Linked DNA regions of Homo sapiens: regions 1, 3 and 4 are each linked to region 2. The links are chromatin loops, found by intact Hi-C in ENCODE. Cell type or tissue: heart left ventricle. All regions are shown on one strand. Region 1 overlaps LOC107985242 (a long non-coding RNA gene). Region 2 has its middle 100 kb from the start of LINC01031. Region 3 overlaps LOC124904475 (a long non-coding RNA gene). Region 4 overlaps LOC124904475 (a long non-coding RNA gene).

Evidence for each region. A loop is a pair of places that touch in the nucleus more often than their neighbours do. Peaks named below come from ENCODE experiments on the same cell type or tissue, not always from the same donor. Only the 100,000 strongest peaks of a DNase experiment are listed, where the experiment ranks them.
Region 1: it touches region 2 in a loop (4-fold over the local background); 27 of 110 quality-filtered maps call a loop at or near these places.
Region 3: a loop joins it to region 2, with 2.2 times the contacts of the local background. A loop is called at or near these places in 5 of 110 quality-filtered maps.
Region 4: it touches region 2 in a loop (10-fold over the local background); 3 of 110 quality-filtered maps call a loop at or near these places.

Annotation. Positions count from the first base shown.
Region 1 is chr1:194,291,260-194,299,259 of GRCh38, reverse strand. All of the region lies in intron 2 of LOC107985242 (a long non-coding RNA gene), which reads left to right. LOC105371670 (a long non-coding RNA gene) reads left to right here. Exons shown (of 3, transcript XR_922390.2): 2 at 6,832-6,907; 3 at 7,880-8,000. Among named protein-coding and RNA genes, the nearest start is that of LINC01031, 990 kb to the right of the region's middle. In heart left ventricle, a CTCF peak has its summit at 3,373; no DNase peak of the experiment used is centred here.
Region 2 is chr1:193,403,454-193,411,453 of GRCh38, reverse strand. No RefSeq gene overlaps it. Among named protein-coding and RNA genes, the nearest start is that of LINC01031, 100 kb to the right of the region's middle. In heart left ventricle, a CTCF peak has its summit at 4,443 (motif pointing left); DNase peaks (open chromatin) are centred at 2,303 and 2,564; H3K4me3 peaks cover 755 bases; H3K27ac peaks cover 1,958 bases.
Region 3 is chr1:193,578,001-193,586,000 of GRCh38, reverse strand. All of the region lies in intron 3 of LOC124904475 (a long non-coding RNA gene), which reads right to left. Among named protein-coding and RNA genes, the nearest start is that of LINC01031, 280 kb to the right of the region's middle. In heart left ventricle, no CTCF peak of the experiment used is centred here; a DNase peak (open chromatin) is centred at 4,469.
Region 4 is chr1:193,655,357-193,663,356 of GRCh38, reverse strand. All of the region lies in intron 3 of LOC124904475 (a long non-coding RNA gene), which reads right to left. Among named protein-coding and RNA genes, the nearest start is that of LINC01031, 350 kb to the right of the region's middle. In heart left ventricle, no CTCF peak of the experiment used is centred here; a DNase peak (open chromatin) is centred at 7,776; H3K27ac peaks cover 811 bases.

The DNA.
Region 1 (8,000 bases), 890 kb before region 2:
CTCATTCCACAGGTTAAATACTTCCATGTGACAACGCCTGAGCAAAGAAGACCCATGCTCAAGATTCAGGCTCAGGGATGTACAAGCCAGGCTGTGTGCATCATGGACATATGGTTGAAATATGATTTTCCTATTGCTCACCAACTGTCTTTACACACACTTTATCTTCAGCAGGCTAATGGGACCCCTTCAACAATAACAACAGGAAGGCTAAAATTTTCAGTCTTCAATCACTTAAACCATAAACTCGTAGGGCTGTTAATCTTTCTCTGACTGCTTTCCCCAGTTAGATTGCTTTCTCTTTTGACACTTATAATCCTTTGCTTTGTTTTGTCATTTATTTGTCAGGACTACATAATGAAGATCATATTTTTTGAAAAATATTTACTTTTATATTTTAGGTTCCCTTTGTTTGGGATTATTCTTTAGTCGGCCAGAGGCAACTATTTGCTTCAGGGATAAATAGGATTTACAGGAGGACTACAAAAAGAAAGAAGTAAAAAAAAAATAGGTTCACCTTTGGATTGCTAGAGTATCATCTCATGACAATTGTTTTGAAAACCAAGCATATTCAGAAGATTTTAAAACTTTCACTTTCCATTGACATATAAAGAAACTTTTTGTTGATTAGGTCATATAAATTTAATAAATCCAGGATGTTAAGCTGAGTAAGAATTCAATTTAATATGAAATATTAAAAGCCCCAATCATAAGAGAAAGAAATAAAAAAGCCAATAATTTATAGTCCCAGAGGATACTGTGAAGGGAGAAAGGGTCAAGCTCATGAGATATATGTGTGCTGATCCCTGGAGGACTGAGAGTCTGAAGTGGGTTCAAAGGCTGAAAGGAAAACTGAGAGCACAGGGATGGATGTTAGCCTGCTTTCTGTATGTAAACTTGGGAAGAGCCTGCTATGCAGGGTGACTTTATTCCATCATGGAGGCTGATAGACCACTAGCAAGTCAAGTCTAGCATCCAGAGTGTGACATATAGATACACAATTCTGATGCAATGCTCCCTGTACATTGCATCAGGGAATTGATGCAATCAAATCAGCAGAATTGAAAGTCTGACTATGTCTATGGAGGCTATGAATACAGGCCCATTTCTGTGAAATGTTACTCTTTAACAGGCAATTTTGACTCAAGGACTCCCCATGGGGATGGCTGAACCATTCCTAGAACTGCGTTTTGATGTAAGACTCTTCCATCCAATCCTTCTTCCCTCTTCTTCTCCTTCATAGGCTACATCACAGGTAGCCCAGACCTCCATGCCACCCACCACAATTGCCCCAGTTCCTTTCCCCTGGCTTATCCTATGAGCAGAGAGAAATCTTGTTATCAGGTGGATTAGGTAAAAAAAAAAAAAAAAAAAAAAAAAAAGGCCTGCGTTTGTATTATCATTAATTGACTCTATGTGTGGGTATCAGTTGAAAATGGACTGTTGCTTCGTTATGTCATTTTTCCAAAAATTGCCTTGAAAGACAACAGTGAGGAAAAATCCTCCTTGTAGACAGAGTGATAACCAGGGCAAATGGTCATTCACTTTTTTTCAGAAAAATATGTAGCCCAAGGTGAGAATTTATATTGATTACTAGATACCCAATGGTAATGTCAATCGAGAGACCAGACATGAAGGAGGTCTGGAGTAGCAGCATATGAACAGACATATGGAAATGTATACAAAGTGTGAAGATTTTTGTATCACATTTTAACACCCATGAGAAAACATTCACTACGTAAGAGACACTCAACGATGAAATATTCAAATGTGTTGACTACTTGACATTAGTCAGCTTTCATCATTGGCTGCGCTGGAACTGGTGAAATGGCACATCAATAAAATGGCCCTGGTTGCAGTGATAGGCCCATCAGCATTAATTCCCATTTATAAAGGTTGAGTAGCTTCTGCCGCTCCTAAAGATTCAACCTGTCAGCAACAGAGACCAATGTAGCTATGTCAACATGACATTATATTTCAAGGAAACTAAAATGACACTTGGCAGCAAGTCAGCTACATTGGGACCTTTCTGTCTTTGATGTGCCAGCAGTTTGTGTGGGGATTTGACATTCCTTCTTGAAGAACCCCAGTCAGCACACTATTCAGTGGCTTATGGAATGCCTCATGCACAGTCACAGAATCCTACACAAAATAGCATCTGAACAGGCAACCCACTTCATGGTGCAGAGGTGTGTGAGTTGGCCCATGACTGTGAGATCCACTGGTTATATCATATACCACACACTCCACTAGTTATCCTCCAAGAACATTGAAGTATTCTTCTAGAGGCAGAATTGGAGCACCAACTCAGAGGCAACACTCTCCAAGGATGGATTTTTATCCTTTGTGCATATCCATTAAGTCAAAGAACACTCCACCCACCACCCGCCCATATAGTGTTCTGTCCTCAATGGGAAGAACAGATCACTGCAGAAAGCAAGGAGTAGGAATAGAAGTAGCCCCACTTCCGTTAAGTCCCAATGACTCACTGCATGATTTTATCCTCATATTTCTTGATTCTGCAAGGTTGAAGGTCTTGGATCATATTCTTGCCAGGGACCACAGCAAAGGTTTCATTAAGGACAAGCCATTGAGGTCTTGACAAATCAGAGAAATTTTGACTGCCTGGGTTCTGGGACCAGCACTCAAAAAGAAGAGTCAGTATCTTGTCAAGGTAATTAACCTTGATCACCACAATAAGGTAGGACTGTTTTTAAAGATGACTCGGGAAAGAAAGTGTAGGCACTTCAGTTGATTGACTTGGCTGCCTCCTAGTAGTCCCTTGCTCCTTTATAACTGTGAATGAGTATGTATAACAACTCTAGCCTGAGAAAGACGTGATTTCCAAGGGCTCAGAATGAATGAGTCACCCCTGAACTATTGGGTTTTAGTGGAGCCAATCATCATAATATCATCAAATCATCCCTGAAAGAAGTCTCACTTGCACATCTTAACCCACTCATTAATGGCACAATAACAAGACATTTCAAGTTCCCTGTAGCAGCACAGTAAATGTGATGGATATAGATACAGATACTTCCATTCTCTCATATACCTCTTTTTCCAAATATAGCAAATCGAATGTGTGGTCCAGTCCTCTCAAGAGAACCGGATTATACAGCCACTTGAGCATTGTTATCCAAACAAAGCCTTAAATGTTTGTATACTCCACTTTCCCTCCTGCCCCACTGTGTCCCTACCATGACTAAAGCTTTTGGTCTCTGGAATTGGAGGGACTTTGGATCTACCTTTATTATACAATCTCCCTAAAGGATAGTAAATCAGGATGTGGTGGTTCAGGGCCAGGTAGGAGAGGTGCTGAAAGGCTAATTTATCCTAGGGCAACCAGTTAACTTCTCAGTTCCTCCAGTAGGAGGAGACCAATCTCCATGGAGGAACCTCTGTTATGACATAGCCTATGTAAATCCCCAGACACATCAAGCAAATGCACCTGCCTTTTGACATAGGTAGTTTATATTTCCCTTCCTGATGTTGGACCAGAGTACTTCCCGGTCTCCATTTTTATAGGAGAACAAGCAAAAATCATGGTACCATTTGGGCTGCTTATTTCAATCCTACCTCTTACCTTTCAGTCTATTTATTTACTTACTCCTATTTATTAACTAGTGCAGCACTCAAGATCCACTTATTCTGCCCCATCCACTGTCTTCCAACACTTGAGCAAGAGCAATTCATATCACTGAAACTGGCACATAAGGCCCTTGTCTTTTCTCCTCTGGGAAAAATAAAAAAAAGTTTGTATATCTCAACAACCCTCCCCTTGTGTCTGTCAGGAAAGTGCTCCAACCTCAAAGACAAAGGCAGGACTAAGCTTGCCACAACTCCAAAGGCATCAGTGAGACTTGGCGAATAATAGGAAGTCTGCATATTAATACTCACAGCAGAAACATAAACATGGTTATATCAGTTCTCCCCTTCTCCAAGTCTCATAAGGTATCTCAGTATCCCAGATGAGACTAAAAGAGTGCATTGTGATGCAGCTAAAGAACTGAGGGCCGAAGACCTAGCATCTTTTGTGGCAGGCAGCAAAAATGACAGTTTCCTTTCTAGTGAGTGGACAGTTATACAGTAGCCATGCTGTGCTGGTCTTCACCTATTTGGTTGCCACATAATTAGATACAGAAACTGCTCACAGTCAGACAGTGGTTAGCCATTTGCAATTTGGCACACTTGACAAGGACATACAGGAATGCTCGGGGGATATGGTGAACTGCCTCTCCCAATAAGTAACTGCTTCCAAAACCTGCATATAGAAGTAGATTTGTGTTGTATGAAGCATCGCCTACAGTGGCCGAGAAAATAGACCACACAGTTCTCTATTATTGGGGTAAAATCGATAGTCACTGCTGCTGCCTTCCTCGGATCCATCATTTTCAAATAGAGACCACCCTTCCTGGGCTCCTTCTAGCCAACAACTGGGCATGCTGGTAGTAATAATGCAGACTAATTTCTGAGAGACACACAACTCTGCCAATGGAAGACTTTAGCTCAATGACTCTTTATATGACTGGCAGAAATTTTCTTAGAACCGCATTACAGTCTGAGACTCTCCACACCAACTCTTCCTTCCCTTCTCCTTCACAGGGGTCAAACCTACACATCATGATCTGCAAGCTCACCCTCCTTTCTCTGCCTCTCTCCTCTATCATCAACCAGTTGTTTCCCCCAATAAGTCTTTTGTATGTCTAGTGCTATGTTGGGTCCTGCTTCCTAAGTGGACATAACCTAGCACATCTCCTGAAAGACAAAGAGGAAGATGTCATCTTCTCTGATGGAGACGATTATCAGATGTCTTTACCATGAAGAATAGTAATGTTTTACTAAAAGCTAGAGAGCAGCTTATGTAAGCCAAGTGAGAGAGTCATTAGTAGGGCCCACAGTACCTATGAGGAATGAGTGAAGGGGTTGGTCAGCACTATTCATGTAAAGAGAACAGGCCACAAGTTACACCAGTCCAAATGTGCATTTGCCTGGGAAGAGGTGGTGGTTAGGCCAGTGGCCCTCAGCAACAGCTCTCAGTGTCTCAGATGGGCTGGGCCAGACAGAGCACAGCAGAGAAAGCACAGCAACCAGCATGAGATCCAGCCATGCTGCCTCCCACAGCCAAGAAGACCACACTTTTTTCTCAATGCCTAATGAGAAAATGAAGAGCAGGAGAAAATAGTCTTGGAATGAAAACTTGCATGGAATTTAGTTGTGTATCTTTTCCTTTTCTACCCCCGCCAGCCTCCTACTTTGGGGATCAGGATTTGTAATGAGACTGACTGTACCAATTAGAAGAAACACATGTTCTGTTTTCTTTTTACAGCTTTGGAGTGAGTCAATTCCTGAAGTTAGTAGAAAATAGATTCCAAATAGTAAGATATTATATATGTGTATGATTTGCACGTCTTTCTGTTGCAGGATAGTATTTTACACTGATTTTATTGATTGCTACAACTTTCAAATTCCTTAACTTGATTTCAAGACATTCCATAGTCTTGTCCTACCCTACGCATATCTACTTTTATCCAAATATCCTACATATTTTTTTCACTACTGCCTAATGGAGTCTTTCTGGCCATGTTGGCCTCATTACTGTTTCATAGACATAATAAGCATATGGTGCATAGGGTATACAGCCATAATCACTTAACTTGCAGCCAGAATGTTTTCATTTCAATTATGCAAACATGCATACAAAAGTTATGAACTAAGGATGTTACTGAGCTTCAGATCACTTTTCTAAAGAAAAGAAATTATAATACTTGCCTCCTTTATTGAGTTGTTGTAAAGACCAAAGTTAAACAAGAAAAAGCATAAGCAAATACATTATAAGTTGAAAATGCTATGTAACTGTAATTGTTATCAGTAAATATCCTCTTGTGTTTTTTTAAAACTTTGTGGACCCAATCCGTATATCAATGCCCAACTCAAGTTTTACATAATTCCTGGAGACTGCCCTTTCATATGGAGAGCTTCAGAAAACAACAGTGCTTTCCCCAACAATAAATTATGCGAGGAACTTAGGGGATAAATATTCCGGAGATGAGTTACTGTACAGCCTGGGTGGAGGACCCTCATGTGGTCTCTATCCTAGCAGCAACTGGTAACTCACTAGAAATGCAAATTCCTGGGCCCTATCACAGACCTACTGAATCAGACACTCAGGAGGAGGGAGCATGGAGTGAAGGCCAGTGATCTGTGTGTTAACACACCCTCAGGGTGATCCTGAAGCATAATAATCTTGAAAACCCCTGTTTTTGGGTATGAGCATTGAATATTTGTTCATCATTTCATCTTCTACAGTTTATACTGTGGCTAAACTATTTGAGGGTTTCAATAAAAGATTTTTTTTCTCTGCAATATCTGATGATCTCAGTCTTTGGGTCATAGTATGAATCATACAATTTACGGATGTCTTTACTCTCTTTTACTCTCCCCTAAAATTTTCTAGGACTAAAGATTATTGAATACAAATAAAGATAAATAAACAAATAAACCTTAACAAGATGAGGAAAACAATCCTCTAAATTCGTATATCTAGTCATTACCAGAATATTTCTGACTGTATTCACATATACTTTCACATTATATGTCCTTAAGTGTTTCTTTGTACAATTTATTTTTAGCCATATTACTGCAGCAGAATTGCAAAGCCTCAAAATTTGTATAAGCAGTAATAATTCTTATTTTTATATAATTATTTTTATAAGTTAAATGAAACACCTATCCTATATGTAGATTAAAAGATTAAATAATAGCCCTTACAATAATATTAATTATTTACTTACAGTTAGTGATTGATAATATTACTTGTATATATTCCAGACTTACAGAACATTTTTCCTGAGAGATGATCAAGCTTCCATGGGTTGTTTTCAGTCCTGGATTTATAATTCCAGAGGTATAGAAAATATTGTTGAATGTTATTATTTACTTCAGAATTTAACAGTAAATACACGTTTTAGAGAGTGAAGCGTAATTAAGTAAATTCCCTAGATGATGTCAAAAATATTAATAGTCCATGTATGTTTAATTATATGAATGCAAGTTCTGTTATTTGTGTGAGAAAATTAAAACAAATGTTACAAGCAGAAAATTGCTTATAGAGTGTCATCAATTAAGGCTGACATTTGTCTCTATCATAAGACTATAATTTATGTTTTTATACTTTATATTCAGTATTAACAATAAAACCTATTTGCATATGACTATAATTAAACTAGCATTTATCTTTAAATTTTTTATAAGCATTTAAAAGATGTTACATGTTTTTATCCACTTGTACCATTCAAGTAAATAACTATAGATTAGGCTTAGATCAGCTTGTTACCCAATAACAGAATTTGTTGGCTTTCATGTTTTATGGAAAACTGACTGCTGTTCAGACTATTGACACTAAACTGTAGGGAGTATTTTCACTGACTATACCCTGGTGTTAATATAATCTATAACTTTCAGTAAAAATATTAATGTTTTTAGAATTTTAGATACCAGGGTGTTTCAATCCATCATTTGTATTCCTTTTTATGAGATAAATGAATCCAAATTTCAGTGTACAATACCTGCTGTAAAATGTTTATATCAAATGTAAAATATAGACAGCAGTAAAATATGGGATGTGAAAGATTTAGTAATTTTTTTATTTCTTGTCAAACAGTAGGATAATATTTAGAGATAAGAGGCAAAATTTATCCTGAGTAAGGGAAAGTTATTCTGCCTTTTAAAATGTTCGTAAGCCTATCCAAGGTTTCAGTATTTTTGTGTGTTTTTTATTATTAGAGGAAAGTTAACAATTCCCTTTGATCTTAATGATGTTACATCATTGTAGCATGAAAGGAATAGTATAACCTCAACCAACTTTTTCTGTATTTAGTTTTCAGCAGTGCTGACAATTGTCTATGCCATGATAAAAAGAGAACGAAAATGTGTTGGAAGAGGCACCTGGGAGTGTAGTTGTCTCAGAGGGAACACCACATTTGTTCCTATGACACATT
Region 2 (8,000 bases):
CGAATCAGCCATGTAATTGCTACATAAATATAAACATAAAATTTTTGTATTAGGTATTAGTTAGAAAAAAACAAAGTAGACCTCTTACACAATTGGAGGTGAGAAACTCTATGGAAAGAACGTCATAGAACACATCCATACAATTAGTAACATGAGATTCTGACAAAGTCAGACCAGATGCAAAGCAAAGCAATTATAACTAAAGTTAATATGGTAATATTCATGAATACTTGAAGTTGTGACTAACTACAAGTGAATGACTGAAAAATTTCACATTAGATACCCCTTATTTTTAACAGTGGCCCCATGGTAAATCTAATAATGGGGGTAAATTTTAATAATTTTTCTATAATATGGAATGTACTCAGAAAATGACAAAAATTAAACTCTAGATTTAAATTCCAAAATCTGTAGTATGACAATTAAAATACTACCTAGAGAGGGTACTAGTTAGGAGTACTAGTTAATCTGTATAGGGTACTAGTTAAAGGTGTGGATTCTGTAGGTGGACCATGCAGATTACCATTCCACCTCTCCTGCTGGCATTGGTCTTTTCCAAGTGACTCGACCGCTGTGAGCCTCAGTGTCTTCACTATAACATAGAATAATACTAGTAGTAGTAGGTGGCAGTAATTTTACATAGAGGTGCCACAATATCTTTTTGCCATCCACTGGTTTTCTGAATTTACAATACAGAGCCAGGTTCTCCACTTTGGAGGACCAGAAAGGGTCCTTTATCAATATACCCAAAGTCCATCAGTTTCTCAGTAATAACTTTATAATAACTAAAACCACAAAAGATTGAAGGTATCTAAGAATACCAATCCTTAAAAACAACCCATGAAGTACATATTATTATCCCCATTTTTCAGATGAGGAAACTGAGGTTTAAAAGTTTAACTCTCCCAATATATCAAAACAACTGAATAGCAGAGCTGCTCTTCAAACCCTAGACTGTAACACTCCTATACCACTCTGCAATAATGGTTCTCATGAATGTTTTTATTCTACAATAAAGATGTATAAGGATAGCCACATTTGTATAATCTATCACAGTGGTTCACAAAGTATGGCCTGGAACCCCTGTGGGTCCTTAAGACCTTTTCAGGGAGTCCATGAGGTGAAAACTATTTTCATAATCATACTAAGATACTATTTGACTGTTCTATTTTCATTCTTTCATCAGCATATAGCGAAGTTTTTCAGAGGCTCCATGATCAGTGATATTGCAAGAAATTGAACGCAGAAACAGATATCAGAATCTAGCTGTCTTCAGTTAATCCGGACATTAAAGGAACTTGCAAAAATGTGAAACAATGCCACTCGTCTAACTAAAGTGTTTTTTCTTTTTTTTTTTTTTTTTAGTTTTGGAAAATAAGATTTTTATTAAAATGTTATTTATTTTAACATGTAATGGGATTTTTTAAAATAAATTATCAATACATATTTTTAGATATTCTCAGTTTTTAGTTTGAATCTACTAAACATACTTAGGTATAACACACATAAACAAAAGCTCTTCAGGGGCCTCAATAATTTTTAAGAGTCTAAAGGTGTCCTAAGAACAAAAGGCTTGAAAACTGTGAAGAACTTTCACAGTACTTATGCCATTGCCAATACAAGATTATAGGTAAGGAAAAAAGATTATACAAGGAGTGTTTTTCAATAAGCAGCCAATTTAGTTTGATAGTTTTCTGGTCACCCTGAAATCAAATGTTATTTGTACCACTGCACCTACCCAAACTGAAGGCATTTTTCCATGATGAAAGGCCTTCCAAGAAATTATTGCCAGACGATATTATGTGAATTTTTTTATTGTTTGGGAGGAAAATGGGATATGAATTAAGAAGTGAGAAGTTGAATGATTCTAGGAAAATGATATTTTATTGTGTGTTTTTAAAAAGGAGTCCATATCTTAAAAGATTGATTGCTAAAGAATCTCTTCCACATAATACAGGGAAAGAAGATGAAAAAATTAGCTTACTACCAACTATCATAAGTCTTTAACCTTAAAAAAAACATGAAGTCTACATATATGTGTGTGCTATAAAAATGTAACTATAACAAAAAATACATATAATTTACATTATATTACATATACCATTTAGATAAACCTGTTACTTCTGTGCAGGTTCCCCCAGACTCACCCTCACCCTTTCTTTCTATGTCCTGACCCCAAATCATGAAGTGCCTTGGCTGCTCTGTGACCTCGCCAGCTGCAGTTTTTTCCAGCAGGCTTGAACCGAAACCACGGCCTTGAACATTTCCAGACACTGAAAAAGTTATCTAGGTTGTTGCTCAAAACACTAAAAGAAACTGGCCCCGGGCCCTGAGCCAAATTCCTCAACCCTTGATAAAAACTTCCTACATGACTCCCTCATTTCAGACATACCTAGGTAGAACAGCCCCTTTCTCTCACTGTCCGCCACAAGGACTGGAGCAGCGCTCTGTAAGTTCCCCTAATAAATTCCTTAGATTCATCACCCTGGCGTTTAGTGCTTCTTTCTTTAGAATCTTAACCAGCCCCATCTCTGGATGGTTTGGGGAACTTCCCTGCAGAAATTCCCCTGCCGCCACTTTTGGAGCAATTCCAGCCATGGGTTTGGTAGGACAAAACGTCTGACAGAGAAGAAAATAGGAGGCTCACTGCTGCCTTGATCACTATAACAACTTTGTTGATATATGGATAACTATCTAAATGTTCCAAATACAAACTAATGTTCCTATATCTAGCAAGTGTATATTTAAATGGTGAATTAGGATTCTCCAGAGAAACAGAACCTATAGAGATTAGGTAGATAGAGAGATAGACAGATGATGGATGGATGGATGGATAGATAGATAGATAGATAGATAGATAGATAGATAGATAGATAGATCGATAGATAGACAGACGGTTATAGAGATAACTTATATCAATAAGTTATTGACTCACTGATTACAGAGGCTGAGAAGTCCTATGATCTGACATCTGCAAGCCGTAGACCCAGAAAAGCCTGTGGTGTAGTTCAAAGGCCTGAGAGCCAGAGGACCGATGATGTAGACTCCGGACCCAGCCTGAAGGCTTAAGAACAAGGAGCACCGAGGACAGAAGACTGACGTCCAATTCAAGCAGACAGGCAGAGGAGAGCACAAATCCAATCTTCCTCTGCCTTTTTGTTCTTTTCAGGTGTTCAAAGAATTGGATGATGCCCGACCAGGTGCGGTGGCTCACACCTGTAATCCTAGCACTTTGGGAGGCCGAGGCAGGCGGATTGCCTGAGCTCAGAGTTCGAGACCAGTCTGGCAACACGGTGAAACCCCTTCTCTACTAAAATACAAAAACTTAGCCAGGCGTGGCAGCGTGCGCCTATAGTCTCAGCTACTCGGGAGGCTGAGGCAGGAGAATTGCTTGAACGGGAAGCAGAGGTTGTACAGTGAGCAGAGATCACCCCACTGCACTCCAGCCTGGGTGACAGAACTAGACATTGTCAAAACATAAAAAAATTGGATGATGCCCATCCAGTTATTTTCAGGCGCTCAAAGAATTGAATGATGCTCTTTGGGGAGGGCCATCTGCTTTACTTAATTTACCAGTTTAAATGTCAATCTCTCCCAGAAACATCCTCATAGACATACCTAGAAATAACATCTAAACAGACATCAGGGCATCCCATGGCCTAGTCATATTAACACATAAAACTTACCATCACAGATGGTGTTTGTCACCTCTAACCTATCTCCAAACAAATCATAGATGATTTTTAGAACATAACTTTTTAAATTTTTTAATCGTTTATATTTGCTGCGTAATCTTTTCTGTCTTATTTCCCGTATGTATAGAATGATAGCGCATAGAAAGAAATAATTCTCACATATTTAAACCAATGTTAAATGGTTATAACATGTAATTACTGCAGCCTCCAAAAATGATGATGATGATGGCATATTCATCAAGATGTAAATGTATTAACAAAGCAATGCCAATTGCTTAAATTCTGGTACCTCCATATATAGTCTACATCATTATAGAGGGGCAGGAGAAATGCAATAGCAAAACTACCACCTTAATAAAACAGCTCAAAATAATTTACAGGCATTTTTACTTCAAGATTTCTTAGATTTGCTGTTTGGCATAAACTAAGTAAGTATAAGAGACCAAATATGTGAAAGTAACAAGTAAGTGCAAGAAAAAGAAACATATTCCAAATAAGCCATAAACAACCTCTCTACTACAGAGAAAATACAGTCAAAGGCTGTTGAGTTATCCACAGACACAAAGGCATTTTTTAAAAAGTGGGTGATGGTGTGGAGGGAGGAAAGAGATTTGACTTTAATGTTAAATGTTATTGGAGTTAGCAAGCATTAACTCTAGACTATTTTTCTCTCTGATTTACACAAAGGTCAACCTCTGACTGAAAAATGTGAGCCACAAGTGAAATATTTAATTTGTTAGACGACCTCTAGTGGTCATCCAAGACACACGTTGGCATGTGAAAGAAGAGTTGTTTATGTTACCGAGAACAAAATGATCAAATAACTAGGAGGGATCAGGAAAATGTCCTTTACGGTAACAGAAATTTTCGCTTGATAAAATAACTGTAGAGTATATCAAAATGCTTTAAAATGCATGCACATTAATCCTAAAAGTCTATTTTTAGAAAAGTATCCAAAAAAAAAATTTGACAAAGGCTCAAAAATGTTATGAGCAAGAAAGTTTATTCCAGCATTGCTGAGCAACAGTGTGTAGTGGCAAACAATGTCAATTGATTAAATAAATTATGGTACATTCATATAGTGAAATACCAATGCAGCCATCAAGAATAATAATAATGTCATTATGTTAAGTGAAATAAGCCAAGCACAGAAAGACAAATATCCCATGTTGTCACTCATATGTGGCAGCTAGAAATGTGGATCTCATGAAGATAGAAATTAAATTGGTGGCTACCAAAGGCCAGGAAGGATAAGAAGGAGGGATGATGAAGGGAAAATTATATATAGAGATATGTAAATGTAGTTATTACCACTTAACTGTACACTTAAAAATGGTAAGGATGGTAAATCCTATACATGTACTTACCTCAATAAAATTTATTAATAATAATGATGACATATTTATTGAAATGAAATGAGTTAGCAAAATAATGTTGAATTTAAAATCAAGTTAAAATTACAATAAAATAATATATAATACCACCCTTGCTAAAAAATTATGAGTGTTTTTATCTGGAAGGTATAAACTATATAACCAAAGGATTAGAGGTAAATCTTTGAATAGTAGAATTATAGATGGGATTTGTTCACAAATTGATTTTCTCCTTTGTTGTATATTAACATATTATTTTGTGATAATGATTTCTATAAAAATTAATACACATAAAGAGATAATGGTCCATGAGATTACAGACTATTTCTCACAAAATTTATCAAGAAGGAATTTTTCCTGATCCATCTAGCCCTACCACCTTTGATGGACTTTGCAAATATCTCAGTACAATCCAACTAGCTGACATGTTTTCTCCCTCCCTCTAAAAGGTTGAAAGATAACATAGTATCCTATGCACACTTCCTTCCTGGAGCTTTATTTTTTTAATTGCACCTTAATTGACCAAAACAAGAAAGCATACCATAGATTTATTTTTATTCTTGAAAGAATAAAGGGTTTTTATCCAGGAATTTTGATTATTTAACCCAAATATTTAATTTTCCCAACCCCAAATGATTGAGGTAGAGAAAAGGCTATAAAACACAGAATTTTAGGGGTAACTCTGTCTGAAGTCATCATAAGTTTTGTACCTTAGCTTCTTATATCACTTTTACTATCAAATGTCCTTTTAGAAAGCATTGTCCACATTATAAAAATGGTCCAGCATCCTGAAATTGCTTCATTTACATCATAACTAAAGGTCCTTGATGGACTAAAGAGTCATTTTCTACACTGTTCAGGGAGTGAACATATGCATGACATGGATGGGACATAGGCCTGATATACCTTCTATTTGTTCTCAAGTTTCCATTGCCTTTTGTATTATTTTCTATTGTTCCCATATCAAATTACCACAAGTTTAGTGGCTTAAGACAATGAATTTTATTATCCTACAGTTTTATAAGTTGGAAGTCTAACACAGGTCTCACAGGGCCAAAGTCAAAGCTGTTTTCCTTTCTGTAGGTTTTGATAGGATCTATTTCCGTGACTTATTCACCTTCTAGATGCCTCCTACATTCATTGGCTTATGGACCCCTTTTTTCACCTTCAAAACTAGCAAAGGAAAGCCAAGACCTTCTCACATCTCATCGCTCTAACTGCTTACATGGTTACGTCTCCTTTTCTAACTCTGCCTCCTCTTCTGCCTCCCTCTTCTACTTTTAAGGACCCTTGTGATTACACTGGGCCTGCGCAGATAACCCAGGATGTTCTCCCTACCGTAAGGTTAATTGACTAGCAATCTTAATGCCACCTGCAAGCTTAATTCCCTTTTGCCATGTAACCCAACATATTCATATGTTCCAGAGATTAGGACGTGAACATCTTTGGGGCCATTATTCTGCCTACCACACCATTTAAAATGTTAAAACATTTATTATGCCAAAGGAAATTATGAAAAGATACGTAATTTGTAGAATGGTATTCTACACAATGGAAGAATATCACATTCCATATAAAATTTGTCAAATGGTAGTTATTCTCTAAAGGTGGCTTTCTAATTAACCACGCTTCCAAATAGTCACGCCTTTATGTTCCCTCATTTTGGACCTAGGCTGGCCCTGTGACTCATATTTGACCAATAGAATATAGCAGAAAGATTCTGCATGACTGCTGAGGCTAGGTCATAAGAAGCCATCAGCTTCCACCTGAGTCTCGGGATGTTTACGCTGAGGGAAGCCAGCTACTGTGTAACAGGCCCAACTATCTTAAGAATGCCATACTAGAGACAGAAAAACCTGGAAGTCAGCCCACAGTATCCCAACACTCCCAGGTGAGATGCCAGATAAGTAAATGAAGAAGCCATCTTAGACATCCAACCCAATCAAGCCTTCAAATAATTCCAGCAACAACAATCATCTCATTACAACTGCATGAATGACCCCAAGTGAGAACTGACTAGCTGAGCCCAACCAACCCACAGAACAATGAATCACTAAGATTGGGGATAGTATTTTGCATAACAGTAATTGACAACCAAAATGAATGGTTTCAGACACAATTAGACATCTGTTATCAGAAAGGCTTTATTTTTCAAAAGCAATCAAAATTTCAGCTAACTGGGGTCTAACCCAAGAGAGTCAATTGCTTTCTCAAAATCCCAAATATGTGATGCATTTATAGCTTTGCTTTTTTATTTCAGAATAATGTTTGTACATCCCCCACCCCAAAGACCTGTAAAATTCTGAATTGTTAGAATTTTATCATTGGAATTTTATATTGTTAGAATTTTATTGCTTTTCCAATAACTTTTTATTACTGGAAATTTCTGGTAAAATATCATTACCAACAATACCAAGAGAAAACTGTAGAATAGTTATATTCCTCTGTCAGCCAACCAAAAGGCTAATTGTTATTTTTTTAAGTTGAATTAATCTTATTAGTTTATTCATTATCCAAATAAAGAACTGTTGAGCAACTACGTGCCATGCACTATCCTTGTCATTTGGACTACAATGTTAAACAGAATGTGCTTCCTGACCTCAAGTGTTACAGTCTTGAGGGGTAAAAGAGATGTCAGACAAGTAAATCAATTTTATAATACAATGTAAAAAGGTCTGTGATAAGGAGGTAAACTTACAGTATATGAGCACAAAAAAAGAAGCAGCTAATCTGAGTGGGGTTGGAAGTGGTCTAGCATTTAAATCATCTTCCAGGGATAACACCAGGGATGAGTCTTCCATCACAAATAAACATAACTTGGGAAATTTCAAGCAAAAGTAACAGCAAGTACAAAAGCATTGAGGTGTAAAATAGCAAAGTATATTACAACAACTACTTGTGATTTTAAAATAGGGAAATAAGTTTAAAATTA
Region 3 (8,000 bases), 170 kb before region 2:
TCAACATAGTTAAAAATGACAAAAATCTTAACACAGTTACTACTTGCTACCCTGTATTACAGACAAAAAATAACTGAGCCTCAGAGAAACTAACTTGCTCTAGGAGACCTTGAGCCTGGGCCTTCTTACAATTCTGGAGCCCTTTAACATCTTTACATGTTGTCCACCTTACTGCTTGCTATTCCTTTTTCTTTCACTACTATCCTTAGAAAAAATGCAAAAGTTAGCAGGAAGCACCAGAGGGTGTGATGACGGACATGCTGCCATCCCAAAAGGAACTGCTTATTCTAGCTGCTCAAATTTACTTGTGACTTGAGAAAGTCAATTTACTCTGGGCATCAAGTAACCAAAATTAAAACAGGACTTATTACTGTAACACCTTTGTTAATGAGTTTGATTAAAATAAATGAGCACCCTGTGTAAAAAAAATGTATTTTGTATTTGCAGCCCAAAATTGCTGCTAGGAAGTGCTTCTGATTTAAAGTGGTCAGAGTTTTGAATTAGCCTATGATCTTATTGGCAGAATATTATAATCAGGGATCGATAACTGCCATAGATACAAATAAATACATCTTTGTAATTGCCTATTTATAGCTTTATATATATATATATCACAACAAACTAAACTGATGTATTTCTGCTGTCTTTCATTTGTTAGATGTGGAGCTCCCCTAGTTCATATTTCCCTGATCTCAGGAAAAAAAAAAAAAAGCCATGTCTCAGAAGTGAGAAACTTGTTCTGTAAAAAAGCAGATATAAAATGTTTTCATTTTTATAAATGACTTGCCTATACTGTTCTTTATTATATATTAAGTGGCTCCTCTGATTTGAAGAACTTTCAAGCTGAACCTACAAGCCTGAAGTATTGCCCAATATAAACAGTCATTCGACAGAATGAAAAAAAGTCATTCCATCTTTTCTTTAATCTTTATGTTTCCTTGTCTACCTCCTTTCCATTTACAATACAGAATGGACTTTGGACTATCAGTCTTAGCTCTTCCATAATGCAGTACTTCTTCCAAGGCAATTCTGTGCATTTAAACTGAGAGGAAATGAAAAAGTGCACCACCAGCTGAATAACTGCCTATCAATATATTTAGATCAGCTTAATTTTTCTCAAATAATTCAGAAATATTGAAAAGGCCCTTGTGTGAAGCTTCTAACCTGAATCCCTTAGGAAGAGCAGGAGAAACATCTTTCTATCAGCTCTTCCGGATGCATAAGGCAAAGCCAGCCCTAATTCAAGCTAATAAAAGTGTTGCAAGCATGTGAAAAGCTAGAAGGCTAGAAAACTTGGTCAGGCAAGTTTGATTTTTAAAGCTATAGAAAATTTAAAGAACTTAGTGGCCTAATAAAATGCCTGCCATCAGGACTGTGTTTATGTCCTTGAAAATGCATTTTGTGATGACACAGATAGTTTCTGTACGTGAGTAACTGTATCTATGCTTCCACCTAGCTTTGTCAAGACATTTTTTTTTAATTCCCAAACACTGCTTGGATCAATTGCAGCTCAATATCATTCATGATTAGTGTGGAAGTGTTCCTTCACTTTCATGGACTCTAAGACTGACATAGATTAGAAGCTTGGCTTTAACCCTATTAACACGTAACAGGAATTAAAACAAAATTTTACACTGCAAATTCAGGCTGAACCATTGCCGCTGCACTCCTGACACTCTTCACTCATCGTTTTCCTCCCTGTGTCACTATTACATTTTTGTGATTGTTCAAAAATTTCTCCATTTTTCTCAGCTCCCCATGCATATCCTCTTACCTTTAGTTCAGACTTCACCTTGACCTTTTCTTTAAAAGGTGTAGTAGTCCATCTGACCTGAGCTATCTGAATTTTTCATCTATATATGTACACATTTTTCTATACATTTAGCCATCCTATCTTCTTCCTCCTTCCACTTCAGAATTTGCCTTCTATGGAATAAAGCCTAGTATGATCTTAACATTTTGCAAGATTTTCTGAAATCTTGCTCATTCAGTTTATTCCTCTCATTGGATCTTTAAGTTTTTCCCTTGTTCTCCTTTCCTTTTCTTCTTTATTAGACCCACGCCCTATTCTTTAGCCTCAAATCCTTTCCTTGACCTTGAAGTCATGTCAAGTCACCATTTTCTCTATCCTTTCTTGCATTTGTTCCCATTTTAATTACAAAAGTGGTAGCCACTTTTCACTTAGATTCAAAAATACAAAAATTTAAAGAGAAAAAAAATCAGATCAATTGATATCCTCCCATCCAATAATAAACAGTGTCATTATTTTATGGTGTCCAAAAATATATATGCAAATATATTTAATGAAATTGGTCATTTATATGGTTTGGCTGTGTCCCCACCCAAATCTCAGCTTGAATTGTAGCTCCCACAATTCCGTGTCGTGGGAGGGACCTGATGGGAGGCAATTGAATCATGGGGACGGGTCTTTCCTGTGCTGTTCTCTTGATGGTGAAAAAGTCTCTGAGATCTGATGGTTTTATAAAGGGGAGTTCCCCTGCACAAACTCTCTCTTGCCTGCCACCATGTAAGACGTGACTTTGCTCCTCCTTTGCCTTTTGCCATGATTGTGAGGCCTCCCCAGTCACATGGAACTGTGAGTCCATTAAACCTCTTTTTTTAGTAAATTATGCGGTCTCAGGTTTGTCTTTATTAGCAGCATGAGAACAGACTAATACAGTCATATACTATAAATGTATGTTTCATTTACCAATATTGATCACAAATGCCTTTCCACATCAACTGAAGTAAATCTTTTTCATTAAAATGGTTGCATTTTGTTTGACTGATGAGGATTTAACCAAATCTCTGTATTGGCTATTTCCATTACGTATTTGATTTTCCTCTATTACAAACAATGCTGCAATAAAAATTTCTGGCTCTCATCTTTGCACATTCATATGATTATAACCTTACAGCATGTCCTTGAAGAAGCACCCTGAGAAACCTTTTGTAAGAGTAATATATGATACAAGTGGATAAGATCTGTCAACTCAACTCTTCAACTATTTGTAACAGGAATTTGGTCAACACTGCTTTAGTAAAACGGCAGTCTCAGAATGAATTGTGACATTTTAATGATCAAATACAGTTCTCTCTCTCGATGCCTACACATGATTTGATAATGGCCATTCCATTCTTCTTGAAACTCTCTCCTCCCCTAATAATTTCCAAGATGTTACAATCTCAACTTTACCTCTATTATTCTTACTCTTCTCTTCTGCCCACTTGTGTCCTTCCTTCTTCCACATAAATACAGAAGTCCTCATTTGTCTGCTCAGATTTTCCCTTTTTATCTTCCCTAGTTTTGCCCACTCTTAGTTATAGCCATCACCTGTTTAAATTTTTCCCAAATTTGTATCTTCAGCCTAGCCTCTCCATGCATTTCCTGTTTCCTCTTAGATATATTTACACTTAAGTTCCACTGATAACAAAAAACTAACAGGTTTAAACTCTGGCTCTACTTATGTCTTAACTTGCTCCTCTTTCTGGATTTCCTACTGCTGTTAATATCTCTGTCAACTTTACAACTTGAAAATTTCAGTTTGAGTTTAAATTTCACAGTCTTCTCCCAAAAATCAATCCCCAATAATGATTGGTTTTACCTGAGCATAGTATTTTCCCTGAACCCCTCCTGGTCATAGTTGTGTTATCTACCACCTCCTGTTCTTTTTTTCCTGCACCTCTATCAGTGGGGGGAATATCAAATGCCCTGTTTCCTGGATAAACATGTATCTCAAGCTTATGTGGGATTAATTGAACTCATTCAATGGTAAGGTTATTCCTCTGAGTCTCTCTTCTGTACTTACCCTCCTCAATTTCCCACAGGCTGGTGTGAAAGCATGGCCAAAGTCTAGTAAAAGGATTATAGAAATTCTGAGATTAGGCCAGGTGAGGTGGTTCACACCTGAATTCCCAGCTCTTTGGGAAGCTGAGGTGGGTGGATCACTTGACATCAGAATTTCGAGACCAGCCTGGCCAACATGGTGAAACCCTGTTTCTACTAAAAATACAAAAATTAGCCAGGCATGGTGGTGTGTGCCTGTAGTCCCACCTACTTGGGAGGTTGAGGCAGGAGAATCACTTGAACCTGGGAGGCAGAGGATGCAGCAAGCCGAGATCATACCACTGCACTCCAGCCTGTGTTACAGAATGAGATGCTGTCTCAAACAAAAACAAATGAAAAAAAACCTAAAAAATCCTGAGATTCCCTGAATTCTCAGTTTCTAGCTCAGAGAAATAGTAGAAACAATAGTAATGAGGCTATGTGAACCCCAGGGAGCAATTTTGTTCTAGTTTGTTTTTCAGTTTGATGCTGATTTTTGCTTTTCTGTCAAAGTCAGAAAAAGACGAGAGGTCCCTCAGTATGAGAAGAGAACAGCAGCAGGGTTGATACTAATGACAGTGTTGGCAACAGCACTAGTGAAGGCAGCTGCTGGGGTGGCAGGGAATGTGACAGCGTTGGAAACTGCAGCAACGGTCCTAGTAGGAGAGTCAGCACTGGCACAGGTGGTGGTGGTGTTGGCAAAGCAGCAGTGTAAAATGTGCAGGAGGCAATGAAGATACTGACAATGGCCTTGGCAAAGGTAGTGATGGTGGTAGAGAAAGCAGTACAGTAATACCCTATGCAATAATCAGGTCTGTAATAAGGCATGCAGTCCCACCATGACAGAAATACAGGTTCTTTTGTGTAGCAATTCACCACTTCTGGGTGTTCTCTAAAACACAGGCAGCACACTTTCCTAGCCCCAGATAGCACACAGGGACACCAACAAGCAAACAAAAGGGATGCTGAGCTTTCAGAACATTAGAGCTGGCACAGGATTTGCAGAGCATAAAGTGAAATTTCTTCAAAAGTAGAAGCCAATTAAGATGTTGAAATGAAAGGCAACATTTAACGTGAGATCAATATGGCACACTTTCATTACAATGCGGACACTGAGTTTTATTATTTGAATCTACAGTAAGGTAGGTTTGAGATGAACCAACATACACCACCCTTCCTATTGAACTGACGTGATGCAAGAATATTCCATAGGCTCCAGTTTTCAGAAAATAGCTTTTTCTTTAAAAATCCATAAATAAATATTCAGGAGATAGAGTTCATTGACAATCCCCCCAGATGTGAAGCTAATTAGCTGCTGATACCTAAGCTTAGCATTTAGCACTACCAGACCAAAAAGGATTCTTTTAAAGGTGTTTGTTTTGAATGTAAAAGATAAACTGGAAAGAAGTATGGATTAAGACCTCAAAATTGTCCTCTCAAAGGGTTCTTTTCTTTTTATCAAAAGACAAAGGAGATAAATAGGAAAAATCAAACTATTTGGGGGGTGAAGGAAGGACTCCTTGAAGAATCGAGTATTTCTCACTGTTTTTTCATGCTGTCAGCATTTTAAGCTGCTAATTTTCCCCCCGTAGATTTTAAATAAGCTCATCGAAAACCAAGGAGGCTGCAAACTTTAATAACTCAGAGAAGAGATTATTTTTCTTAAAGAAGGATTTTATTTTACCCATTCAGCTTTCTCTATTGTGTATTATTTCAACACAAAATGTGGTCTCTTTGGGCACTAGACTATGGTTACAGGTTTGCATTGCTATTTGTACTTAATCCCCAAAATAAACTCCTCAAGATATTGCTGTAATATGTCAAGATTGTATTGCAGGGAAAAAGAAAACCATTCATGTGGGATATCAATTTGTTTCCATTTAAAATTACAGATGATTTTGTTCATTGATTGCCATAGTGGCCTCTTCCACGCCTCTCCTTAAGGCAACTTCAGTGAGGACCAAGGAAAGATATGCTTTGCAGTAACGTGCATCTGCTTTCATTTCAGGATATAATTTGGAGATTAATTAGCTTGTTTTCACTTTAGTTTCCTCATGTGAGAAGAGTTCTTATTAAAGACCCTGAACTGAACCCGGCAGACAATGTAAGTCCTATGAAAATTTAAGCAATGAGGTTTGAGTTTAAGGAAACCAGCTTAAAGTCAATGAGAGGTTATTTCTTACTAAAACCCAGAGTCTTTTCTCTTTATACAAAGACATTAAACCAAGAAAACCTACTACTTACCACACTCTTATGATTCTATACATCCCACAATATACAATAGATGTCTTATATGAGAACTTCAGTAATCAATCCCAATCAATACAACTAGATAAAAGATTTAAAGATCAGAAAAGCCACCACAACTGCTTGATCTATAGAAATTAACCAGTTAGCTGATTTTTCCCAACTACCAATCATGTAGGGTCATATAGCAGTAGCCTCAGAAAACTCAGTCCCTTTAAAGATGGACAATTACACACACACACACCAAAATTCCTGTGTCTTTGCAACACAGAATGTGTGTGTTATTCTATCTCAAGGGAGCTGTGCTTTGATCCAGCAGATCTCCCACTAAACACTCAGCTGCAAAACAGCACCAGAAATCTACAGATGTGGCAGTGAGCACAATTGTTTCACATCAGTGAGGGATTTCTAGGTGTCAGCAAAAATAGGTTCATATGAACTTTTCTAGTTTTGTCAAATATTTTATCCTATTTTCATTTTTTAGATAATTGAGAACCATGCCTCTTACCAGCAAATGTATGTACTCCGGTAAAATGTAAAAGAAAACTAAGAATGTCCCCTGCTGTCATTAAGTTCATCCTCTGTAATGCTTTTAATTTTTAAGAGTTTGGGGTCCTGTGTGTTTTACAGCAACACAGATCTATCAAAATAAATTTGAAAAATTTTACAGCACACTTGGTAGGAGGTACAGATTTTCGTTCTCCTACATCGAGCTGGCATCGAGAATTAATGATGCACAATTTGTTGGATGATTTACATTCTCACTAGTTTTTCAGTCTTCATTTAATAACATGCTGCAGGTGTACCTGTCCTCTTAAACAAATCTTTTTCTAAATGCTGTAGGGGATGTCACACCTGCTCAAGTAGGAGTTATAGTACCGCTAAGGTAGATAGATAGATATCCAGGAGGGGATATAAAAGGACAAAAGACAGAACAAAAGACAAAAGGCAGATGAAAAGGAAAAGCCTTCAAAAATAGATGTTAGACTGATTACAACCTCAGGGACGCTCATGGTTTTTATTATGATCATAATTCATGGATTCTTAAATAATTAAATTTGCCCTTTTCTCCATTTGGTCTTGCTCTATTGGAGCCCTACTTTGTCACAGACTCCAAGTCACACTTCTTTAGACTTGAAAGTCGGTACGATTACTTTTGGAAGACGAATACTAAAACATAAGATTTTTATGTTTTTTAGCAAACATATATCCAAATGGTTGTTTACTTCTTCAAATTGTTCATCTGAGGGAGATGTTCTGTTTACTGTACCAATGCAAGCAATATTCAAAACTTCTTTTAAATTGCCCTTTGGCATTGCCTTTGAGGTACGCACCATATTCTATTTAATATTCTCAGTGGGAGCATATTTTCATCTTTTGAAGTTATCCTGTGAATAAATTTGGAAATCCTGTTGGATGGTAATATTTGGAGTCTTTTAAAATATTCAATTTAGATCTGTGTAAGAAATTACAGACTTAGCTTTTATGAAGCATAAACTATGTGAAAGCCTGGATACAAAAATGAATAGAGATTCCTTGTTCCAGAAGAGCTTATTGTCTGGAGAAAGAGAAAGAACTACAAATAGATCATTTTCACATTATGCATACAGGGCTGGGACTCCTGGAACTCAGAGGGCTGCTTAGTTCAATGTGAAGGTTTCCTAGGGGTGAAGATACTTAAACTGAGACTTAAGGGATGAATAGAAAGTAGACAGATGAAAAAGGGCAGAAAGAACATTCTAAGCATAAAAAAATCATATAATTAAAGGCAGTTTGATAGGTGGTTAAAAAAATAATATTTTAGAAGCATGACAGCATAAAATGCAAAGGTTGGTGAGGATAGAAAGAGTAGAATACACCAGAGAAGCAAGCGGGGGCTGACTTCTGGTGTTTAGGTTTTTTTTTTTTTTTTTTAATATCTCTTCAC
Region 4 (8,000 bases), 250 kb before region 2:
TGGGGAGGAGAATGTTCTTGCAAGAGGGAACCCCACTATAAGACAAGGGAGGCTGCAGCGCAAAGAGCTGTGGGGAGAAGTGAAGCAAGAAGGGATTGGAGAGCCAGCTGGGGTCGAACAACACAATACCTGTGAGAAGGGAAAACCCCTGAAACATTTCACCCAAGAGAATGACATAATCAGATTTTCATCTTTTAAAAAATATCTGGCTACAGTGTAGAGAAGAGAATAGAAACTGTGCTCCTTACTAGCTCTATTTCTTCATCTCCAAAATAAAGATAATGCGAAGGGTTTGTCACCCATGTTCTCACTCATAGGTGGGAATTGAACAATGAGAACACATGGACACAGGAAGGGGAACATCACACACCGGGGCCTGTTGTGGGGTGGGGGGAGGTGGGAGGGATAGCATTAGGAAATATACCTAACGTTAAGTGACGAGTTAATGGTTGCAGCACACCAACATGGCACATGTATATATATGTAATAAACCTGCATGTTGTGCACATGAACCCTAAAACTTAAAGTATAATAAAAAAAAAAAGTGAAGGGTTTGTTATGAGAATTGAATGAAATAATGCATGTAAAGTACTTGGCATAATGCCTGACCCAGAGTAAATATTCAATGTGTTGTTATTACAATGATCAATGCACAATTTTGTAAAATGAAAATTCAGATTATCACAGTGCATTAAGAAGAGCATAAAAAGCTTTGTAGCCAAATTTGCATGCTTATGATTATGATTTTTTATTTATTGGCCCTGGGTTTCATATTCCATCTGAAATTCCACTTTCTCAGACAGAAATAGAGATAATCCTGCTTATTTTCTAATACTGTTATGGAATAAATACATTAATATATGTGAAAATGCCTGGCAAAGACTTGATATAGTTATCGTGAATATTTTTCTTCCCCTCTCCTTTTCCAGAAGAATTAACTCTTCAGGAGCTATTCAGTACACTTACAAAGTTGTGTTATGTACAATCCTTGGTGAATAGCTGCTTGATTACACTTACTGAGAGATTATTGGCCTAAAAGTATTAATTCCACTTCCCAAAGGGCCTAACTTGCTCTTACATGGCTCTTACATGGCTAGAAAACAGGGCTCATTATCAACAAGGAGATGGAGAAATAAGATGAGTCATCTCATTTTTAGCAGGAAGGTGGTCATACATCTAAAACGAATGGGATGAGGAAAGGATTAGAAAAAAATGGACAGTTTTCCCTCTTACCATTGAACTTTTGGTCATAAATAGAAAAGCAGAATCTTTAGAGCAGTGCGGTCTTTGACATGCAGACTTTTGACTTATACTTCTTTAGAAAAATTGTTTAGGGGAAAATTTGCAGATGTTGTCAAAGTGTTAACTACTTTCATGTTGCTAGTCTTATGGACAGCATATGCCTCTTCCAGGAACAAGGGTGAATACTCAAATCTTGAACAACAAAACTACTTTTCTAAAAGGGACACTGTAATTGAACAAATGGGAATAAATTTAGTCATTTCCATGGTCTTTCCAGACAGCCTTATCCTCTAAAGTATAAATTAGAGTGGCAGATGCACTGGAAGTTTTCCACATTGGTTTGTTAAAAGGTGAGTTGCTTGGTGCCAGCAATATTGCAAACCAGACAGAGGTGATTTGGCTTTCATGGGTCTGTGGGCCAACACTGAGCATAATTTAGAAGGAAAAGGCCATTCAGCCATTTGCCCTCTAAATCTCAGAGGCTGCTTAAATTTCAGGTTAGTTGTAGGAATGTGGATTAGTGCCAGCATTCACAGCTACAAAACTGGAAGAACTTAGAGATCATCCAATCCAAACCACTCATTTCATACGTGAAAGCACAGAAATGCTTGCCCAAATACTCATGTCCAGTTTGAGAAAAATTTAATACTGAAACCAAGGTGATAAACCCCCATCAAAATAACTAACCAGGCCCAAGTAAGATGGATAATAATGCAATATTTTCTTGCCTACCACATGCCATGTTAGCAAATCTTTAAAACAAACCTCAATGTCAAGCCATACCACTACCAAATCTTCAGATCCAAGATTCACTGTTGTTAAAAATATTTTACATTTGCTGAAATTGAGATGCATCTTACATTTTACATTATTGCTATTCATTAGCTAATGGCAAATCTGGAAAGCACTGATGTCTAGAGGTCAAGAAAATATTGATAATTTCTTTTTCACAGATAAGAACATTGATGTTTATAAGAGTTGTAAAGGTTATGCACTAGTATGTGACATAAATGAGGCCAGAATGCAGATGGGCTTGTCTCTGAAGCCCTGAATTGTTCCACTTCCCTCAACAAGCCTGGAAGTAAGAGTTGGTAACAGAATCCATGTCATCTGCACAGGACATTCATCAGTTGCTTACCCAAGAACTATCCCCACTCTGCCTACTACCTAAGAATCTTTCTTTAAGGAACTACCCTTTCCCCATTGCGTATCAGCCATGTAGTTTGAGTAGCGTAAGTCAAGGAATCCAATTTCCTTCATTTTATCACAGTGGTTGCTTCAGAAGTGAGCAAAACCTGACTGGCACCTGAGCTTACCCTGGACACAATGACAGGTTCAGGTTGGAAGAATCAGAGTAAAGTTGAAGAATTTTGTTAGTTTAGTGTGAAAAGCAATCACTCTCCTACTCCTGAATGCAAAGGAAGAAGCATGCAGCCCAGATTATTGCTGGCAGTCATACTTAGGATGCCAGCCTAAGATGACAGCAGACACATGACACAAGGCAGAGCTGAGACAATATCACAAAGAAACCGAGTCAAAGCCAGTTTATTATTAAACCAAGCCTGAAACCTGACATGGCTCTAGTGTTTTCAGTGATGTGAACAACAAATTTTCTTTATCATGAAAGCTACTTCAAGTTGGATTTTCTGTTATTTGCAACCAGTAAAAGAAACCTACCACTAACATCACCCAGGGTCAAACCTAAAGTTTGCCCAACATCAGAATATCATTCAATTCAAACCAAATGTGATATCATTAAGATGACCTAGTGCTCATCTAAACCTTATACCCTATCCGAGCTTATGCCCAAACATGTAACTACACTATACAACATAATTTTAATAAACAAATATGCCAGAAAAACATCAATTTACATTATAGCGTATAGCCTAATATTTTAAAGAAAAAAAAAACTAATGGCAAATCTCAAATCTACTTATATAACCATTGTAATGATTCCATTTATATAACCAATAGCCAATGAATTTATGATATTTTCATCCAAGTTTTATCACTATATAGTTCAAACTATTTGTAAAATCTGTCAACAATGGTAAATAGGGCCAACTATGGATAAAGTACTCCTCTTATACCCCAATAGCTTCCTAATTACCCACCGTCCCAATCCAGAGACCCCCCAGTCCTTGTGCCATTTCCTCCCCAGCAGTCCTCAGAGCTCTACTCAGGCCTGCTAGTCCTCAATATGCCCCTGACACGTCCTATTCTCCTTCTTTTATTAAAACATAACTATTTTTGTTCTACTTGCTCAAAACTTTGCTTTTAATATCCCAAGGTATTAAAAATATTACAGCAATTTTTACTATGTGTGGGGTTTGTTTATTTTTGAGACATAAATAGATCTGTTGCCCAGGCTAGAGTACAATGGTGCAGTCTTGGCTCACTGCAGCTTCTGCCTCCTGGATTCAAGTGATTCTCCTGTCTCAGTCTCCCAAGTAGCTGGGACTACAGGCATGCACCACGTTTAGCTAATTTTCGTATTTTTAGTAGAGACCAGGTTTCTCCATGTTGGGCATGCTGGTCTTAAACTCCTGACCTCAAGTGATCCACGTGCTTCAGTCTCCCAAAGTGCTGGGCTTACAGGTGTGAGCCACTGCACCTGGCCATATTTGTTCTTAAATTACTGGAAGACTGTCTGTAATTAATCCCTGCTCCCAGGCCTTCTCACTCTCCCTTAATAATATTTACCTATTCTTAGAATGATAATTTGTACATAATTATCATTATTAACAACATGTTTAGTTTCTGACTACTTAGTGACCTTATTGCTAGAAATTTCATTTCAGTTAGAAATAAAGCAGTTGGAGGAGAATGACATGGCTAGTTGATTGACTATTTGCAGAATAAGTAGAGGGCCTTTACATACCTCAAATATAAACTAACATCAATTGTGAGAGTCAGCTCTGAAAAATAAAGATTGGTTTGTATCTCTTACTCATCAGCACTGCTCCAACTTTAATGTTCTTACCTGCAATGGAATTACTCATATGCCAAATGAAGACTTTTTAGTTCAATTTGTTGATATGAGAAATAACTCTAAATTGTCAGTGGCTTTTCAGAGCAAGCATTGATTTCCTAACTCCTGCTTTATACTGGAAGCTGTTGGTTAGCTGCAGCTGCTGCAGCTCCAATCTACTCTATTCAGCTCTATTTGGCTCTGCTCTACAGGTCTTCTCATTCCAGAGTACAGGTTGAAGGACCAGCTCTTTCGGGGACATGCTGTTCTTATGGCACAGAAAAAGGAGCAGTAGCCAAAAATTCAATGGCTCTTAAAGTTTCTGCCAGAAAGTGGTATAATTTGCATCTTATTGGCTAAAGCAAGTAGCATAGCAAGTTTAATTTCAATGGAGAGAGCAAGTATATTCCTTCCACAGTTGGGGACTCTGCAAGTTACATGAAATTGGGGAGAATGTCTAATCTCTCAGAGGGAATCAAAGAATAAATAATTAGGGCCAAAAATATGATCTACCAGAGAAACTAAGCTATCTTTTGTTCTTTGATTATTGAGCTTAGTTTCCTGTGGCAGACTAATAAGTAGTCCCCTGAACTGTATCTTTTTTTCTCCTTGGCAGAGGTGGGTTACATTTCCCAGTCTCCCTTATGCTTAGGTTGAGGCATGTGTCTGAGATCTGATAAACAAAATGTGAGCAGAACAGTGTAAGCCACTGATAAGTTTGGCTTATAAAATGTTCCCACTCTCTTTCTCTTCTAAGGACCTAGGGGAGTGCAGAGCCACAGATAGAAGGAGCCAGAATTCCAAAGTCACTGCTTGGAGAAGAGATGCCCCCAAAGGTCCCATACCAGACCATGGTGCAAAATAAGCTTTTATTGTGTTGAGTCACCGAGGTTTCTATTTTTTTTCCAGGGATTAGACTGTTCTGGATAATTCAGTGCATAAATCAGATTCAGTCCATAAATCAAATTCCTCACTTTTTTTTTCTCTTTCACATCCATTTTAAGGAATTGACATTTTTCTTTCTATGAGCTATCCTAAATTACAACTTTTTTTCTTTTTCATTCTATTTAAAATAGTAGACCATCCAAGGAAATAATTACCTGATTGAGAAAAAAAGTGTTGGCCATATATTCAGGCAAATCCTAAGACATAACACATTCATGTTCAACCATGATACCATCCCAGAACGATATCAATTCCTCTTCCCAGGACCCTATGTAGAAACCAATTCCTACCTACCTTAAAATCTCATTCATTAAAGAACTATGCTGGATTCCCAGGCCAGGGTCTATTCTAGAAATTTATTTCTCATCTCATAAGGAAGAAGCAATAGGCCAGGACACACATGAACAAACTATTCGGCTATCTCAGGAAGTAATGGCTCACGCTCCTGATAAGACCTCACGTATCAACCATGTGCACTTTTGTTAAGCAATAAATGAAGAGTGCAAATATTTTTATCTTCCTCTATCCTCATAAAACCCTCTAAGGTGGCATAATTAACATTAGAGTAGTTAAAAACATACATAGATGTGAGCCAGACTGCCTGCTCTCCCATTTACCCCTTACTTCTTGTGACACTGAGGAAGTGATTTACCTTGTGATACCTCAGTCTCTGCATCAATAAAATAAAAATAATAATATTATCTCACAATTTTCTTATAATTAAATGTGTTGATATTTGTAAAGCACTTAGAATACAAGCAGACCCATGGTGAATGCGAGATAAACAGCAATTGCTTTTTTAAAATTATTTTTACTTTAGTGATAAGAAATCTAAAGCTCAGATAAACTATTTTTCCAAGATCATGTGGCTCATAACTGACACAAGTAGAACTGAAATTGGGTTATTAACTTTTTCAACTTTACAGTCTGTATCTTGTCTTTTTAAGCACATTTATAAGGACCTAAAACTAGACTTGTAAACTAAGGCATTATTGATTCATAAAAAATACTATTATCTTCCTGGCTACCAAGGTCCATCTACTGTGAGCTACATCCAAAACTCAAACCACAATCACAGGACTGAAAATGTTTCCAACACTAGTGTCTGTCAGTTTTTGCTATGTTTATAGGGAGATGGTTACTGACTCATTTTGACTTCATAAAACGTAGTGCCCATGGGTGGAGCTAGGAAATGTAATGAAATTAAACCCATCAGAAGAAAAATATTTAAAACAAAATGTCAACCTGGCTCCATATTACAGCCAATACATCAATGGTGGTTACCCGCAGAAAGAGCTCAGTCCTCATTCTTCTTCATTTCTGTAGCTCTCTTCTAGGGAACCTCTACTTTGCCCTTGAGGCTCATAAGTATGTTTCAAGATGAGAAAGTATATCCATTATTTTTAATATAATGCTTCTCTCCCCAAAGTGTGTTCCCTTGAGAATAATAAACTTCCTGTTAGAAATTGAGTCTTGGCATAAGCCTTCTCAATTTGCTAGGAAGGGAAATACACCATGAAAGTAGGTAGCAGAGCAAGGTGAACACTCCATCTAATAAGCCAAGGATTAACAGAAATCAAGACTTTCCTAAAGAAAATCAGGTAGTTAGTCTAATGAAGAAACAACAACAAAAAAGAAATTTACTCAGACTCTTATTTTCTTGCCCCTCTTGTTAAATATCCTTTAGGACCTATGTTGGTGAAGGATTTGTTTACCAGAATGATACAACGATACCAATTCCTTTTCCTAGGACCCTGTGTAGAAACCAATTCCTACCTACCTTCAAATCTTATTCATTAAAGAACTAAGCTAGATTCCAGGCCAGGGTCTATTCTAGAAATTTATTTCTCATCTCATAAGGAAGAAGCAGCATGCCAGGACACACATGAACAAACTGTCCAGCTATCTCAGGAAGTTAATTTTCTATCAAATTAAACAACAGTTCTTACTTATCCAGCCTCATCTCTGCCCACAGACATCCTCCCAAATTAGGTTTCTCTTTCCCTGTCTTGTCATCTGACAATTTCTACTCATCATTTGGGTTTTCATTTAAACATTGTGTCCCACACCACCCACAACAGCAACACCCAACCAATGTCTTTGGAGCTTGGTCAAAAGTCTCTCAAGAGAGGGAGGTGGCCGGGCGCAGTGGCTCACGCCTGTAATCCCAGCACTTTGGGAGGCTGAGGTGGGTGGATCACTAGGTCACGAGATCGAGACCATCCTGGCTAACATGGTGAAACTCCCTCTCTACTAAGAATACAAAAATTAGCTGGGCGTGGTGGCGGGCGCCTGTAGTCCCACCTACTCGGGAGGCTGAGGCAGGAGAATGGCATGAACCCAGGAGGCAGAGCTTGCAGTGAGCCGAGATCATGTCACTGCACTCTAGCCTGGGCCACAGAGCAAGACTCCGTCTCAAAAAAAAAAAAAAAGAAAAGGAGGTGATGTTGGAATAGACAGTCCCCAACTCATGCCCCACCCCCCTATAGCAGTGTTAACTTGGCAGTCATCTATGGACAAAATTGCCTTTGTGAGAGCTTTGGGAGCCTGGCAGGAGGTTGCAAATCCCTAGTGGAATGCAATACTGAAGAGGACTGTTTTGATAGGATAGGCCCACACCCAGGTGTCAGGCTTGCCAACGGCAGTCTCAGCCACAGACAAGGAACTGACCTCACTCCCCTGTGTACTTGGCTATAGTCACACTTGCCTTTGGTCTTGTCACTAGAAACATCTGCCAAGATATCTGGTATGAATCACACACACCCATGCCTCAGATGACAAGCCAGCCAAATTCTGTACCAGCTGTAGATCCTGAAACAACCCTATTACTTGGCCCCAG